2 separate regions of the Homo sapiens genome follow, and region 2 is linked to region 1. The links are chromatin loops, found by intact Hi-C in ENCODE. Cell type or tissue: heart left ventricle. All regions are shown on one strand. Each heading gives the region's core, and the rest is flanking DNA. Links, peaks and the distances in the headings are about the cores only.

Region 1 (8,330 bases), core at 78-8,077:
AACAGATCCCTGCCTTACAATTGGAACATTTCCAGAACTTAATCCATGAGCATTGGATATTGAAAAGAAAACCGAAACAAAACCAGACCCAGCCCTACACTTTGGTTTGTCATGGTGTCAGCGCAGCAGCCTACAACTAAGTTCCTAAACGCCACTTTGGACTAATTTAAAAAAGAATCCCAGTTTTTACTTTTACTGGATGGTGAAATTGGTTGCTCTTGTATTTTATGAAAAAAAATGATTTTTTTAACCTTCATACATAGAAGCAAAAATACTTTAACTGCTGTAAACCTTCAAAAGTTAATAGAAGTGAGATCATACTGGTTTGTTTCTTATTTTGATTGGAGAAAAATTAAATTGCTGCATTTCGCAGTGACCCATTTACATGGCATTCTCAGCTTAGACTGCGTAAGAAGAAATATATGTGGTGAAATGTTGGAACCATTTCTCTCTTGGTCTCTGTTTAATGTTGAAAGGGTGAGCTAATAGGAGGCACTTTCAACTTCACTCCCTCACGCTACCCCGTCCCCCTCCAGACTGGCAGTTTCAAGGATGCAAATTGCATTGCAAAATCAAACTGACTCATGAAGCATTTGGGCCAGTGCACTGTTTACTTCCATCTGTTTGCAGACACATTTGTGCCCGGCGTTTGGGAGCCCTTTGTATCAATGTTCTGACAAGGGTCCCTATAACCTTAACCTACTCGAAACCGGTTTGGGATGGATATGATGGGGCTTCTGTGCTATTGCTGGGATTGGGAGAAATAAAACATGCAATTTAAGTGGAAGCGAAGAAATTTAAAGAGGATTTTATTTTGCTTGGGTCAATCCTTGTTAAAAGGGAGGTGGATGTGTTTTCCTTGTGTTGGATGGCATGAGATTATGTGAATGTTTTGATTTATTAAAATGAACTGCAAGGTTTTTCACAGGAACGACAGACATGTATGACTGCATGTAATTATAAACTCCTGACCTCCTGGTGGGGTTGGAGCATCTGTTTCAAATGTGGGACTTACAAGCACTTCTCACATGAGAAATTAGGGGCGGGTGGGAAGGGATGGGACACAGCTTCTGGCACCATGGATTTAAGACCATGTTGGATCCAAAAGTTGGCCTGAAACCCTGAAGCTTATGCTTCACAGCTGGGCTGTAAGTCAGACTTGAACCCAGCTGATATGCAAGGTCATGGCGTGCCCAGGGTGGTGACAGTTGAACAAAGTGTATAGTACGTGCCCAGTGGTAGCGATGGAAAAAAGTATACCAAATGGACTTTGAAGGACCAAAGGTTTTAAAAGTCAATTGGTATCACCTCCACACTGACTAGGGTAGTGGGGTGCATTTGGTTTTCAAATTGGGTACTTTTAACACTTTAGTGCCTGACTGCTGTTCTTTACTGACTTGATTCAGTCACTCGTAGCTTTATTGGTCTGAACCAGCTCCTTGTTCCCAGGTTACAGACCTGCCTATCGTTCCAATAATCCTGTTTCACTTGAATGAAGGGAGTATGTCTTAAATGTAAAGTTTCTGGTTCTCACACTGTACTCTGAGGTCCAAATACTGTCTGTCAATGTGTAACCTGATGTCTCAACCCCCTGTGAGAAGAGTCCATTATTTGGTGTTCACCAACGTGGGAGACTTCACCGGAACAGGCTTTTTTGCTTTGGGCTCTGCTATTTGTTTGCAGAACACCCAAGAGCGAGCAAACATGCTCTCTTCACAGCAGTACCTTAGGGTTTTGCCATTGTAAATGGGTCTGATGTGATATGACAAGACCAGAGAAATTGGATGTAAATTTACATTTTTGAATATGCTTGTTGTTTCACATGATACATTTAGGGTATGCAGCTCCTTTTGTAGTTTTTATTTTTACTATTTAAGTTTGGAAATGATGCCAAATTTTTGTATTTCTTTAATCAATGTGTTCTCTTCGGTGATATATATTGCATTATATATTGATGTGTGTATCAATATATATTGATATGTATTACACTTACACATACAAACACATATAAGAGGGGGTGAAAACCGTAGCCTTTGCATTCTCTATAGCCTCTGCAGAGAGATACTAAGCAGCAAAATCTTGGTGTTGTGATGTACAGAAATGGAGAAGAGTATTAAACCATATTTAAGAATATACTTTGTGTGCTTGAGATTTTTTAGGACTGGTCTAGAAAGGCCTGAACTGTGGAGACAGTTCTCCAAGGCATACCTCAGATTAGTCACGGCCAATAGCATTTCAGCCTTGGGTTTGAGTTGTGTTTACTACATTTGTCTATGGAAAGGTATATGCAAAGTTTTTCTGAGGTCATGATCCCAGAGTTATGCTAGAAGAAGAAGGTTCAGGTTGCTGGGGCCAAACTAATTTGTATTCTCCCCCATTCTATATGCATGCCAAAGGGAATCTTGCTTTTTTTTTTTTTTAAGGTATGTTAAGTATATTATCCCATAACCCAGCATCCCATGGAGGTAGATGGTGTACCCAATTTTACAGGTGATGAAACAGAACAAAAGAAGGTTAAGTAGCAGCTCTTTAGTGATAACACCAAAATTTTATCCCAGGCCTTATTCCAAAGTTCTCTCTGTATCTGTCTTTGAGTCCTATAATAGAATGGTCCAGATGGAATAGCAGAAACTAGGCCTGGGCCCTCTCTCTCTCCCACGCTCCTTCATCTTACATACCTTACACTGGGTAGGAGAGTAGTAGCCCACCCAAAAGCAGGTCAGGGGCTGGTCCAGAGGAGCAGGGCTCCTAGGCCAGGTTCAGAGCAGAAGAGGATTTGTTTTCTTTGTTTTCCCCCAAGGTTGAGGTGCTTAAAGAGCCTCTTTGGTAGTTTAGGAAGCCTAGTTGAGGAGCCAAGGTGGTGCATGGTTTGCTTTCTCCAGGTTTGAGAAAACTGTTTTAAGTAAAATTGACCAGTAATGGCACTTGGCGTACTTTTCACCCATTTTCTTACCTGATCTAGGTGATAGCTCTGACGACGAAACTCAATTACCAGCTGGGAAGGGGCGAACATGCCTGTGCTGGTGGAAGTGTAATTTTCCCTCCTAATGCGTGTCTAGGTGCTGTTCTTGAAGACAAAATTGTTGGAAGGCAGCACAGTGGTGCAGGATATATGGGCTGTGGTCCTTGCCTGTCTGGGCCTGCAGCACTTGCCATCTTTTGTTCTCTGGCTCCAAGACGCATGCCATGACACTCCCAGACAGGCACGGTGGATTTAGGGCTGAGAGCCAAGGTGGAATTTAAGTTTCATGCCAGCTTCTCCTTTGTTGCCAGCTTGAGTGAATGCCAGGGGATTCCTGCCTGCCAAGTCCAGCCCTGATGGGACTGGGTCTCAGGGGACCTAGGAACTGAACAGCCAAGTGGTGTGGGAGCATCCGATTAGAGCTAGGGAAGCAGGGCACAGTTACTTGCTTGTTTTGTGGCAGTTTGGGTGCTGCAAGTTGCTGAGGATGTGGCTGAATAGCAGGCACTAGAAATAACAGGTGAAAACAATTCACCACCTAAAGGGTTCTCTGTAAATCAAGTCTAAAACCCTGTCTGGTGAATTCTGTTTCAGATACAGCCATCTCCAGGAGTCCTTCCCTGAAACTGGCAGGCTTACCTGGGGCTTAGCTAAGAGCCCAGAACCAAACAAGGGAGTCAAGAAAAGCTCTGGTTCTGCTGGGCACCATGGCTCACGCCTGTAAACCCAACACTTCAGGAGGCCAAGGCAGGTGGATCACCCGAGGTCAGGAGTTCAAGACCAGCCTGACCAACATGGTGAAACCCCGTCTCTACTGAAATTACAAAAACTAGCCGAACAGGTGGTGGGCGCCTGTAATCCCAGCTACTCAGGAGGCTGAGGCACAAGAATTGCTTGAACCTGGGAGGCAGAGGTTGCAGTGAGACGAGATGGCACCACTGCACTCCAGCCTGGGCGACAGAGAGACTGTCTCGAAAAAAAGAAAAAAAGGCTCTGGCTCTGCAGTTAACTGGGTTTGTGACTTCACAGTATCAGGCAGTCCCTGAATCTGAAGTGCCGTGCCAGCCAGCTTCCCAGGAAGCTATCAGGAGAGTGCAGTAGGAAGCAGGATCTCTGAGGTCTGAGGTAGAAATCCTGGCGCCACCTGAGAGGCTGGCAAATTATTCCATGTCTTTGAGTAGCAGTTTCACCACCTGTAATAAGGATTAAATGGAGTAAGGCACATGAAGGCACTTAGCAAGGACTGGGATGGCAGCTACTCATGGTTCTTCCTCTCCCAACCTTGGTCCTCTGGAAGTGGCCAGGGAAAGTTTGTGCTGGTGACCACAAGGTGGTGGTATAGAGTTAAGGATGCTGACTGGAAGAAATTTGCTTCATCTGAAGTAGGGGGGATTTCTGACAAGCATTAAGAGGTGCCTGGGACAACTTGCTTTGCCCTTAAATTTTAGGAAAGTGGAGAGGGCAGTTTAACAAAGGAGTAGGGATGAGTGAACGGAGAGGAGATCCCAGGAGTCTCAATCCAGCTCTGCCCAGTTTTCTTACTCCTTATTCTGGGCTTTGAGCTATCCGTCTGTGAAGTAACTATAGTCACTGACATTTGTTGAACAGTTATGTAATCCTTAGAAAAACGTAGTGAGGGAGATGCTGTTTATATCTTCCCATCCACGTTCTACTAAGTGGCAAAATCTGGGACTCAAAGTCAGGTCTGTTTGGTTCCAAAGCCAGTGCAAATGCAGGTCATCCCTACAGAGTGAAATAAAACAGCATGAAGAAGGGCTTCCTGGGGGGCCCTTGGCCCCAAGTAGGTGAGCAATCCTGGAAGTGATGAGAAGAAGGCAAAGCTGTACCTGGGAATGTCAAGCCCATTCTCAGAAAGGACTCTCAGAAAGAGTCTCATTCGACTCTAGTCCTTAGTCTACAGCCATACCTTTATATAGCTTTTCTCCACAATACCCAATACTTAGACTTCTTAAGGAATTATAATTTTAGCACCTAATTTTTTTTTTTTTTTTTGAGACAGGGTCTTACTCTGTCACCCAAGCTGGAATGCAGTGGTGCAGTCTTGGCTCACTACAGCCTCAACCTCCCAGGATCAAGCGATCCTCCCACCTCAGCCTCCCGAGTAGCTGGGACTGCAGGCACACACCACCACACCTGGCTAATTTTTGGTTTTTTGTTGTTTTTGTAGAGATGAGGTTTCGCCATGTTGCCCAGCCTGGGTGTTTTTTTTTTTTTGAGATGGAGTCTTGCTCTGTCACCCAGACTGGAGTGCAGGGGTGCGATCTCGGCTCACTGCAAGCTCTGCCTCCCAGGTTCATGCCATTCTCCTGCCTCAGCCTCCTGAGTAGCTGGGACCACAGACGCCAGCCACCACGCCCGGCTAATTTTTTGTTTTTGTTTTTTTAGTAGAGGCAGGGTTTCGCCGTGTTAGCCAGGATGGTGTTGATCTCCCGACCTTGTGATCCGCCCGCCTCAGCCTCCCAAAGTGCTGGGATTACAAGCGTGAGCCACTGTGCCCAGCCTCCCCAGGCTGGTCTTGAATTCCTGAGCTCAAGTGATTGGCCCGCCTCTGTCTCCCAAAGTGTTGGAATTCCAGGTGTGTGCCACTGTGCCGGGCCCCTTAATTTTAGCACTAGAAAGGGTCTTGCACCTTACCTATTCCAATCCCCTCACTAAAGACAGAAGAAAGCTGAGGCCAGAGAGGAATATAGTGACCTGTCAGGCTCATGCAGCAAATTAGCAGAGCCAACATGAACACTTGCTCCAACTCCAGATTCGGTGCTCTTAACAGCCGGATGATCTTGTTATTCTTCATCCAGGCCCTGTTCTCTCTAATGTTATAAATGAGAGAAGGGACAATTGGAGGGAGCACGTGGCCTGAAACCAAAGAGCTAGGAGAGGAAAGGTGGCCAACATCCAGATGGAGTTATGAAAGCTGTTTGAAGTCACTTCCCTGTGAGTCAAGGTTGGCTTGGGTGTGTGGATCAACTTGCTTCTTCAGCCCCCGGCCTTCCAAATTAGCCCCATCTAGCTCTCCCTGACTGCCACAGACTTCCAGCTCCTCCCACTCTGCTGAGATACTATACCTAGGCTTAGCCCCTTCTGCTTGCCTGTCCATCCCCACTCAAAGCTAGAGGGCAAACCCATTTCCAAGGAAGCCAGGAGAATAAGGAAGGAGGGTGGAAACTTGAGAGAAAGGCTCCGAGCAGGAATGGCAAGGATCTTCTGAGAGGCAAAGATGCAGAGATATTCCGATTCCTGGGAGAAGGCATGAGGAGAAATCAGGGCTTGATGATGCCAGGACCCTCTGCCCCATGTTGTATTACTGTCCAGACCCAAAGACATGCCCAGCCTAGGCTCTCTGGTGGGGAAAGGCAACATGAGCCAGCTGGGGTGGGCCTGGAGGGCCTGCAGAGGGGGACTCTTTGTAATAAGGCAGGATGTTGCCTGGGAGAGAGTTGCTCCTCCAGATAAAGACGAATTTCTGTGCTCAGGGCTAGAGGCCCTCCCTTGCACCCCTGTCGGGCTCTGATTCTGAAAGGTAACATGGAAGGAGTTCTACCCCAGTCTCCTCCAGCCTTCTCCACAGACGCACTCCACGGCCACCTCTATTCCTTAAATGAGACTTGGGTTAAGCCAGTCTCATTCCTTGACTCAGCAAGCATTTAGACATGTCCCGTGTACTAGGTCCCGTGCAAGATTCAGTGGCAAACAGTGCAGGTGCACACCCTGCCCTTCGGTGTTGAAGGTCCAGCAGTGGAGACTCTGAACAAGGAATGACAATGAGTGTTAAAGGACAAGGGGAGTGCAGGGTGGCTCCTTCCTCCTCTGGGGGTGCTAGGTCTATGTGGGGACCTGGGTTAGCTGGAGAGATGAGAGGGTGAGTTTGGAGAGGCACGTGGATCAGTCCTGACTGGATCCAAAGGCCAGGAAGACATTCAGATTTCAGGACACTGTTTTTTCTTTTCTTTTCTTTTCTTTTCTTTTTTCTTTTTCTTTCTTTCTTTTTTTTTTTTTTTTTTTTTTTTTTTTTTTTTTTTTTTGAGACAGAGTCTCTCTGTGTTGCCAGGCTGGAGTGCAGTGGCGTGCCCTCGGCTCACTGCAACCTCCACCTCCTGGGTTCAAGTGATTCTCCTGCCTCAGCCTCCCGAGTATCTGGGACTACAGGCGTGCGCCATCACACCTGGCTAATTTTTGTATTTTTAGTAGAGACAGGGTTTCACCATGTTGGCCAGAATGGTCTCGATCTCCTGACCTCGTGATCCGCCCGCCTTGGACTCCTAAAGTGCTGAGATTACAGGTGTGAGCCACCGTGCCCGGCTAGGACACTGGTTTTTTCATCCTGCTGTCATTTCTGTGGTTTGTTTATTAACAGCTTTATTGAGGTATAATTTACAAACTATAAAATTAACCCACTGTAGGTATAGTTTGGCTATTTATTTTTAAAAGTAAATGTGTGTAGGCCAGGCCTACACGCCTGGCCTCTAATATCTTGATCCCGGAAGGTGGAGGCTGCAGTGAGCCAAGATCCCACCACTGCACTCCAGCCTGGGTGACAGTGAGACTCTGTCTCAAAAAAAAAAAAAAAAAAGTAAATTTGTATAGTTATGTAAACATCCCACAACTCACAACTTAATGTTCAGCATCCCAAAAAGATTATTTGTGCTCTTTTGCAGTCAATCTCTGTTCCCACATCCAACCCTGGGCAACTACTGATCAATCTACTTGCTTTGTTTTTTTTTTATTTTTTATTTTTGGAGACAGAGCCTTGCTCTGTCGCCCAGGCTGGAGTGCAGTGGCGCGATCTCAGCTCACTGAAACCTCCGCCTCCCGGGTTCAAGCAATTCTTATGCCTCAGCCTCCTGAGTAACTAGGACTATAGGTGCCTGCCACCACGCCCAGCTAATTTTGCTATTTTTAGTAGAGACGAGGTTTCACCATGTTGGCCAGGCTGGTCTCAAACTCCTGGCCTCATGTTATCTGCCCACCTTGGCCTCCCAAAGTGCTGGGATTATAGGCATTAGCCACCACGCCCAGCTGCTACTGATCTGCTTTCTACCTCTACAGTTCTGGCCTTCCTAGAAATTTTTATATTAATGGAAAAGCACAACATGTAGTCTTTTATGTGAAGCTTCTTTCATTTAGATAAATTTTTGAGATACATCTATCCTATCTTTCTTTCTTTTTTTTTTTTTTGAGATGGAGTCTCACTCTGTCACCTAGGCTGGAGTGCAGTGGCTCAATAACAGCTCACTGCAGCCTTGATCTCCTGAGCTCAAGTGATTCTCTCGCCTCAGCCTCCCAAGTAGCTGGGATTACACCACCATGTCAGGCTATTTTTTGTATATATATATATTTTTTATAGAGA
Region 2 (8,330 bases), core at 199-8,198, 280 kb after region 1:
ACTGAAACAGTGGTATTGCAGTAGAGAAAGAATTTAATGGTCACAGGGCTAGCCAAGTGGTAGGAAGGGAGTTTATTACTCAAATCAGCCCGCTTGAAATTTGGAGGCTAAAATCTTGCTTGCTTGCTTGCTTGCTTTCTTGCTTTTTTTTTTTTTTTTTTTTTTTTTTTTGAGACGGAGTTTCACTTTTGTTGCCCAGGGTGGAGTGCAATGGCACGATCTCACCTCACTGCAACCTCTGCCTCCTGGGTTTAAGCAATTCTCGTGACTCAGCCTCCTGAGTAGCTGGTATTACATGTACCCACCACCATGCCTGGCTAATTTTTGGTATTTTTAGTAGAAATGGGGTTTCACCATGTTGGCCAAGCTGGTCTCAAACTCCTGACCTCAGGTGATCCACCTGCCTTGGCCTCCCAAAGTGCTGGGATTACAGGTATGATCCACTGCACCTGGCTGAGGCTAGAATTTTTCAAGGATAGTTTGGCAGGCAGGGGGCTAGGGAATGGGGAATGCTGATTGGTTGGGGATGAAATGATACGGGTGTGGAAAACAGTCCTTGTGCACTGAGTCTGCTCTGGATGGGGGCCATGGGACTAATTGAGTCGTGAGTCACAGGTCCAAGTGGAATCAGTTGGTCACCAGAATGCAAAAGTCTGAAAAACATCTCAAAAGACCAATCTTAGGTTCTACAATAGCAACATTATCTATAGGGGCAATTAGGAAAGTTATACATTTTCAGTCCACCTCTGACTCCTGAGCAGTAAACAATGACTAGTTATCATTTAACTAAGCACAGATCTTAGTAGAATTTAGGCTGCTCTCATAATCCTAATCTTGTGGTCTTTTTTAGTTTTACAAGGTGGTTTCAGTCCCAAACAAGGAGAGGGTAGTTCTGGGAAAGCACTATTATCATCCTTGCTTTAAGGTTAAACTATACTTCCCATAGTTACCTTGGCCTATGCCCAGGAATAAACAACGGCAGCTTGGATGTTAGAAGCTAGATGGAGTCAGTTAGTTCAGATTTCTTCCACTGTCTTAAGTTTTCTACGTCAGATTTCTCTCACTGTCATAATTTTTGCAAAAGCAATTTTAACAGTGGCCACTCCTTGTGTGCCCTCCCTGAGAAAACAGCACAGCTTTCTTACTTCCTCAGGTCCACAAGTGTAGAAAGTGCAGCTCAGACCCAAGAATGCTCTTTACCTGGAGCCCAGGAGTTCAAGACTAGCCTGGAAAACATAGTGAGACCCTGTCTCCTCAAAAAATTATCTGGGCTTGGTGGCACACGCCTGTAGTCCCAGCTACTCCAAAGGCTGAGGTAGGAGAACTACTTGAGTCCAGGAGATCAAGGTTTCAGTGAGCCAAGATCACACTACTGCACTCCAGGCTGGGCAACAGAGTGAGATCTTATCTTAAATAAATAAATAAATATTTTTAAAAAGAGACAATTTTTTTTTCTGGAGATGGAATTTCACTCCTGTTGCCCAGGCTGGAGTGCAATGGCGTGATCTCGGCTCACTGCAATCCCTGCCTTCCTGGGTTCAAGCTATTCTCCTGCCTCAGCCTCCCAAGTAGCTGGGATTACAGGCATGCTCCACCACGCCCGGCTAATTTTGTATTTTTAGTAGAGACAGGGTTTCTCCATGTTGGTCAGGCTGGTCTCAAACTCCCAACCTCAGGTGATCCACCTGCCTCGGCCTCTCAAAGTGCTGGGATTACAGGCGTGAGCCACCACGCCCAGCTAAAAAGAGATAAACTTTTAAAAATGTAAACATCTCCCTCTTAGGTATCAGCTAGCAGCAGGATCCTCGTCCCCGGTGGAATAAGGATGGAGCTAAGGCAGTCAGCTCAGCTGGGGTCCAGGCTGCCCTCCTTCCTCAGCTTCTGGAACAGAGGGATGGCCTGGGTGCAGGGTTATGTGATTGTTCTGGGGAAATGAGCATTCTGGCCTGCTTGATGGGAAGCCTGCTGAGATCAGGCTCAGCCTATTGCCCTGCAGGGGAGCTCCCACTGGATCATCTTCCCCAGACAGACGAAGAGGCCGAGCAACACAGTGATGTCAGCCCCATCAATTCTCCCTCTTTCTAAAGGTTCTCAGCAGTAACCTTGGAGGTGAGGCATCCTTAGGGGAACTTTACTGAGTAATAGGGATAAAGGACACTGGGAAGGGGGGTTACCAAAGCTGGGCTACACAAGGCTGAGAGCCCCCGATGAGCAGAGCTGGCAGTGAGGCCTCCCATTACATCCTAGGGCCATTACCTTGGGGAGATGGAATTGGACAAGCCTGCCTTTCCATTATGCAAAGAAAGGGCTTTTCAAGTAAATTTCCATTTAAGTATGAGCTTAGATCAGTGAAGATGGGGTCATAATAGCTTTGATGGTCATCACAACTATTAAAAATACATTTTTTCCTCGTGCTCAGCCTGCTTTGTCATCTTCATATTGTTCATCCCCAAAAGACTGTAACTCAACCTTTTCCTAGCTTCTAGGAGACAGGTTAATGTCCACAGGTATTTTCAACTCTTTAATTTTTCAACATACATAGTAGATGAAATTTACATGCTTGACACGGCCCATGGATGTATCCAGAATGTGATAAAAAAACAAAAACTAAAAGTCAGTTTGGGAATGGAGGTGGGTGATGGGTTAAGTACAGCACACCGCTCATTGGTCATTGTCTATACTGCTGGGCTCTCTTCTCTTCAGACCATCTGGTGTTGCCTGATTAGGTCCTCAGATACATATAGTTCCCTGCTTAGGTCCTCAGATACATATAGTTCTTAACCTGCTGTCTCTGCTGCCTGAATGCTCTTCCCCTATGCTCTACCGGGCTGACTCTAGGTCTATCTCCAGGTCTTAGCTGGACTAATTTCTTCAAGGAAGCCTCCTCTGATCCACTCCTCTAGCCCTAGACCAGGTTAGGGCCTTGTATTGGTTGTCTATCATTGCATAATAACCCCCAACCATGTATTTGCTCATTTTTCTGCAATTCTGACTGGGTTCAGTCTTGCCTGGGGTCACTTCTGCAGCTGCAGTCAGTTGTCAGGTTGACTGGGTGCTGGCTGTTCCTGCATAGCCTCACTCATCTATCTGAAGCCTCAGCCGGAATGGTGGGAACCACTGGGACAGCTGGAATATCTGGGACAGCTAAGAGGCTAACCTGGTTCCTTCAGGGCAGCAAGAGGGCAAGAGTTAAAGTTGCAAGGTCCCTTGAAACTGAGGCTCAGAAGTCACATAACATCCCTTTCACTGCTTTCTATTGGTTAAAGCAAGTCACAGGGCTAACACAGATTCAAAGGCAGGGACACAGACTCACCGCTTGATGCAAAGTCATATTGTAAAGGGGCACATATCCAGGGATGGAGGACTTATGGCCATCTTTGCCCACAGCCTGGCACAGGCCTCCTATCATAGCTTCTTAAGCTTTTCCTTCACTGCACTTATGGTAACTGTTGTTACATAATTCTTTGTATGATTGTTTATCATCTTTCTCCCCCACTAGAAAAAAATGTCTGAGTGCAGGAATTGACTGTTTCATTCAACAGTCTATTCCCAGAGCTTGGCACATAGTAACAACTAGATAAATTGTAGTTAAATGAATACATGGACAGCACCCACCTCCTTCCTACCCACTGCCACCTCCAACAAATAATTAACCAGCTCAAAATATCAATAATGCCTAAGTCAAGAAACCTTGCTGGGAACTGACTGTTCTTTCAGTTCTCATCGGGCTTAGATTTAGTAAGTTCTTTAGCCTCTCTCTACTTTGGTCTCTGGTGTCTGGTCCCACATCGCTCTTGAGCAAACACCTTTTCCGGTCAAGCCCTTTGAAGAGCGGGGAGGGAGGGAATGGTTCCATCTGTCGGACAAAGCCGGGATCACAGAAGAAAAAGGCAATTGAGTTTTTTCCAGGAAGGACTTTAGGTGAGGATCAGCCTTGACCAGACTACAGCCCCCAAGGAACGCTGGAGAACATTCAGTGGGGCAGCACGCGACTGGATAAAGTTGTTCGCGACGTTGTCATGTGTGACAAACTTGGGAGTGGTATTTAGAAGCTTGAAGTGCTTTCTTTCTTATTCTTTTTTTTTTTTTTTTTTTTTTTTTTGAGACGGAGTCTCGCTCTGTCACCAGGCTAGAGTGCTGTGGTGCGATCTCAGCTCACTGCAACCTCCAACTCCCTGGTTCAAGGGATTCTCCTGCCTCAGCCTCCAGAGTAGCTGGGATTATAGGCATGTGCCACCACGCCCAGCTAATTTTTGTATTTTTAGTGCAGATGGGGTTTCACCATGTTGGCCAGGATGGTCTCGGTTTCCTGATCTCATGATCCACCAGCCTCGGCCTCCCAAAGTGTTGGGATTACAGGCATGAGCCACCACGCCCAGCCCCTTCTTATTCTTTATTATTTTGAGATAGAGTCTCAATCAGTCAGCCAGGCTGGTGTGCAGTGGTGCAATTTCAGCTCACTGCAGCCTTGACCTCTTGGGCTCAAGAGATTCTCCTGCCTCAGCCTTTTGAGTAGCTAGGATTATAGGAGCATGCCACCACACCTGGCTAAGTTTTGTATTTTTTTATAGAGATAGGGTTTTGCCATGTTGTCCAGGCTGGTCATGAACTCTTGAGTTCAAGCAGTCCACCCACCTTGGCCTCCCAAGGTAGGAGTCATGGTGCCTGGCCGACAGTGACTTCTTAATTCTTCATTACATCACTGCCTTTTGATGTATTTATTGTTTTTTATTAAATTTTTTTAATTAAAAAAAATTTTAATCTATTTATTTAGGGACTGGGTTATGAGACTGGCCAATCTTTGTGTTTTTGGTAGAGACAGGGTTTCGCCATGTTGCCCAGGCTGGTCTCAAACTCCTGGGCTCAAGTGATCCACTTGCCTAGACATCCCAAAGTGCTAGGATTACAGGCATGAGCCGTAGTGCCCAGCCTGTATTTATTATTAATAAACCAAAAACAAGGAAGTCACTCTCTCCCTTCTAACTTTTTTTTTTTTTGAGGCAGAGTCTCACCGTATCGCCCAGGCTGGAGTGCAATGGCACAATCTCAGCTCACTGCAACCTCTGCCTCCCGGGTTCAAGCAATTCTTCTGCCTCGGCCTCCCGAGTAGCTGGGATTACAGGCACCTGCCACCATGCCTGGCTAATCTTTTGTATCTTTAGTAGAGACAGAGTTTCACCATGTTGGCCAGGCTGGTCTCAAACTCCTGAACTCATGATCTGCCCGCCTCACCTCCCAAAGTGCTGGGATTACAGGTGTGAGCCACCACGCCCAGCCCTCTCCCTTCTAACTTTCATGGAGGCAGTCTGAGCTCTAGTCCTCACTTGGAGCTTGTCAGAGGTAGAAGGAATCCTGGAAGTCATCTTGCTTAGCTCTGCCATTTTACAAGGAGAAAAGTAAGGCCCAGTGAGGAGAGGGAGTGGGAGATTTTTGCAGGTGTATTTAGATCGTGACAGGTTTCAGCTCTTGTGGATTCCAATCCTGGGCTGCTTCTAGGTGGTTTACTTACCTCTAAATGGATGGGTGACCCATAAACCATGATGTCTGTTTCCTTATAGAAATCGTACCTAACTAGGCCTGGCGCGGTGGCTCACGCCTGTAATCCCAGGACTTTGGGAGGCCGAGGCGGGTGGATCACGAGGTCAGGAGATCGAGACCATCCTGGCTAGCACGGTGAAACCCCGTCTCTACTAAAAATACAAAAAATTAGCCGGGCGAGGTGGCGGGCGCCTGTAGTCCCAGCTACTTGGGAGGCTGAGGCAGGAGAATGGCGTGAACCCCGGGGGGCGGAGCCTGCAGTGAGCCGAGATCGCGCCACTGCACTCCAGCCTGGGCGACAGCGAGAGTCCGTCTCAAAAAAAAAAAAAAAAAAAAAGAAATAGTACCTACTAAGTGTACATATCTCCAATTGTCATAGCAACTCTATAAAATAGGTACTGAATTTTTTTTTTTTTTTTTTGTGAGACAAGGTCTCACTCTGTCGCCCGGGCTGGAGTGCAGTGGTGTGATCTTGGCTCACTGCAGCCTCTTGACTTCCCAGGCTCAAGGAATCCTCCCACCTCAGCCTCCTGAGTAGCTGGGACTACAGGAGTGCACCACCATGCCCAGCTAACTTTTGAATTTTTTGTAGAGACAGGGTTTTATCATGTTGCCCAAGCTGGTCTCAAACTCCTGGACTCAAGCGATCCTCCTGGCTTGGCTTCCCAAAGTGCTGAGATTACAGGTGTGAGACACCATACCTGCCTGAATTATTGCTCTTTGAAAAAGAACATAATGTCTATGGCCATACCACCCTGAATGCGCCCAATCTTGTCTGAAAAAGGGCATAATGCCTACTTCACAAGATTTAACAATATAACATTTGAAAATGATCTATAAATAGCAAAACACATAAATAAGAACTTTTTTTAACATTATGAAAACACAGTGAAAGAATATGGGCTGTAGTTGAACAGAACTTGAGGTCACCTCAGTTAAGTTGCCTGAGTCTGTTTTCTACTCTCTAAAATAGGGGCAACGATAACCTGCCTTGCAGGCTTGTCAAGAGGATTGGTGCTCAGATACATAAAGTCCTAACAGGGAGTTAGTGTTCAAGAACAGCTTACATGTATCCAGTGCTTACTATCTGTTAAAAATTGTTCAAAATACATTACATGGATTATCTCATTCAATTCTCACCTCACCTGAATAACAGGAATTATTGTTATGGTCCTCATTTTATCAATGAATAACCTGAACATATTAGGTTGATGCAAAAGTAGTCATGGTTTTTGCCATTAAATGTGATGGCAGGCTGGGTGCGGTAGCTCACACCTATAATCCCAACACTTTGGGAGGCCAAGGCAGGCAGATCACCTGAGGTCAGGAGTTCGAGACCAGCCTGGCCAACATGGTAAAACCCCATCTCTACTAAAAGTACAAAAATTAGCCGGGTGTGGTGGTGGGCGCCTGTAATCCCAGCTACTCAGGAGGCTGAGGCAGGAGAAGCTTGAACCCAGGAGGCGGAGGCTGCAGTGAGCAGAGATCACACCACTGTACTCCAGCCTGGTCAACAAGAGTGAGACTCCATCTCAAACGAAAAAAAAAAGTGATGGCAAAAACCGCAATTACTTTTGCACCAACCTAATACAATAAATGACTTTGCCAAGGTCACAAGCTGATAATGGTGGAGTTAGAGTTTGCCTTTAGGTGGTGTGGCTCAGAGCCCACATTCTCTAGCTCTGCACTCTGTTCTTTCCCAATAAAGAACTCTTACTTGTTGGGAGTAGGCCCCCCAAAATCTGGCCATAAACTGGCCCCAAAACTGGCCATAAACAAAATCTCTGCAGCATTGTAACATGTTCATAATGGCCCTAACGCCCACGCTGGAAGGTTGTGGGTTTACTGGAATGAGGGCAAGGAACACCTAGCCCGCCCAGGGTGGAAAACCGCTTAAAGGCATTCTTAAGCCACAAACAATAGCATGAGCGATCTGTGCCTTAAGGACATGCTCCTGCTGCAGTTAACTAGCCCAACCTATTCCTTTAATTCGGCCCATCCCTTCGTTTCCCATAAGGGATACTTTTAGTTAATTTAATATCTATAGAAACAATCCTAATAACTGGTTTGCTGTTAATAAATACATGGGTAAATCTCTGTTCGGGGCTTTCAGCTCTGAAGGCTGTGAGACCCCTGATTTCCCACTTCACACCTTTATGTTTCTGTGTGTGTGTCTTTAATTCCTCTAGCACCACTGGGTTAGGGTCTCCCCAACCAAGCTGGTCTTGGCATTACTAATATCACCATTGTATCTCTACAAAGAGAGAAGAAAGGCAAAAAGATAACTAATGTCAGCTTGGAAATGAAAAACCTTTGAATTAGGCAGAGATTGGTGGTGCTGGAGGGTCAAGGAAGTAGAGTTCAAGGGTTTACAAAGGAGTTGAGGAGTCTACATCATTAAAGTTGGTAATTATGGCTTTAACTTTTTTTTTTTTTTGAGATAAAGCCTCTCTCTATTGCCCAAGCTGGAGTACAGTGGTGCGATCTCAGATCACTGCAACCTCCGCCTCCCAGGTTCAAGCGATTCTCCTGCCTCAGCCTTCCGAGTAGCTGGGACTACAGGTGTGTACCACCACACCCAGCTAATTTTTGTATTTTTAGTAGAGATGGGGTTTCATCATGTTGGCCAGGATGGACTTGATCTCTTGACCTTGTGATCCACCTGCCTCGGCCTCCCAAAGTGCTGGGATTACAGGCGTGAGCCACTGTGCCCGGCCAGCTTTCACTTTTTAAACGTTTAATACATAAGATAATTATTTAAATATTTTCCTCCTGAAAAAAGGGACAGTTTA

Evidence for each region. Peaks named below come from ENCODE experiments on the same cell type or tissue, not always from the same donor. Only the 100,000 strongest peaks of a DNase experiment are listed, where the experiment ranks them.
Region 2: it touches region 1 in a loop (4-fold over the local background); 5 of 110 quality-filtered maps call a loop at or near these places.

What each region holds. Positions count from the first base shown.
Region 1 is chr5:138,499,898-138,508,227 of GRCh38, reverse strand. ETF1 (eukaryotic translation termination factor 1) reads left to right here. Exons shown (of 11, transcript NM_004730.4): 11 at 1-2,133. Among named protein-coding and RNA genes, the nearest start is that of EGR1, 39 kb to the right of the region's middle. In heart left ventricle, for the core only: CTCF peaks have their summits at 4,091 and 4,297 (motif pointing right); no DNase peak of the experiment used is centred there; H3K27ac peaks cover 731 bases.
Region 2 is chr5:138,218,490-138,226,819 of GRCh38, reverse strand. No RefSeq gene overlaps it. Among named protein-coding and RNA genes, the nearest start is that of CDC23, 9.3 kb to the right of the region's middle. In heart left ventricle, for the core only: a CTCF peak has its summit at 3,866 (motif pointing left); no DNase peak of the experiment used is centred there.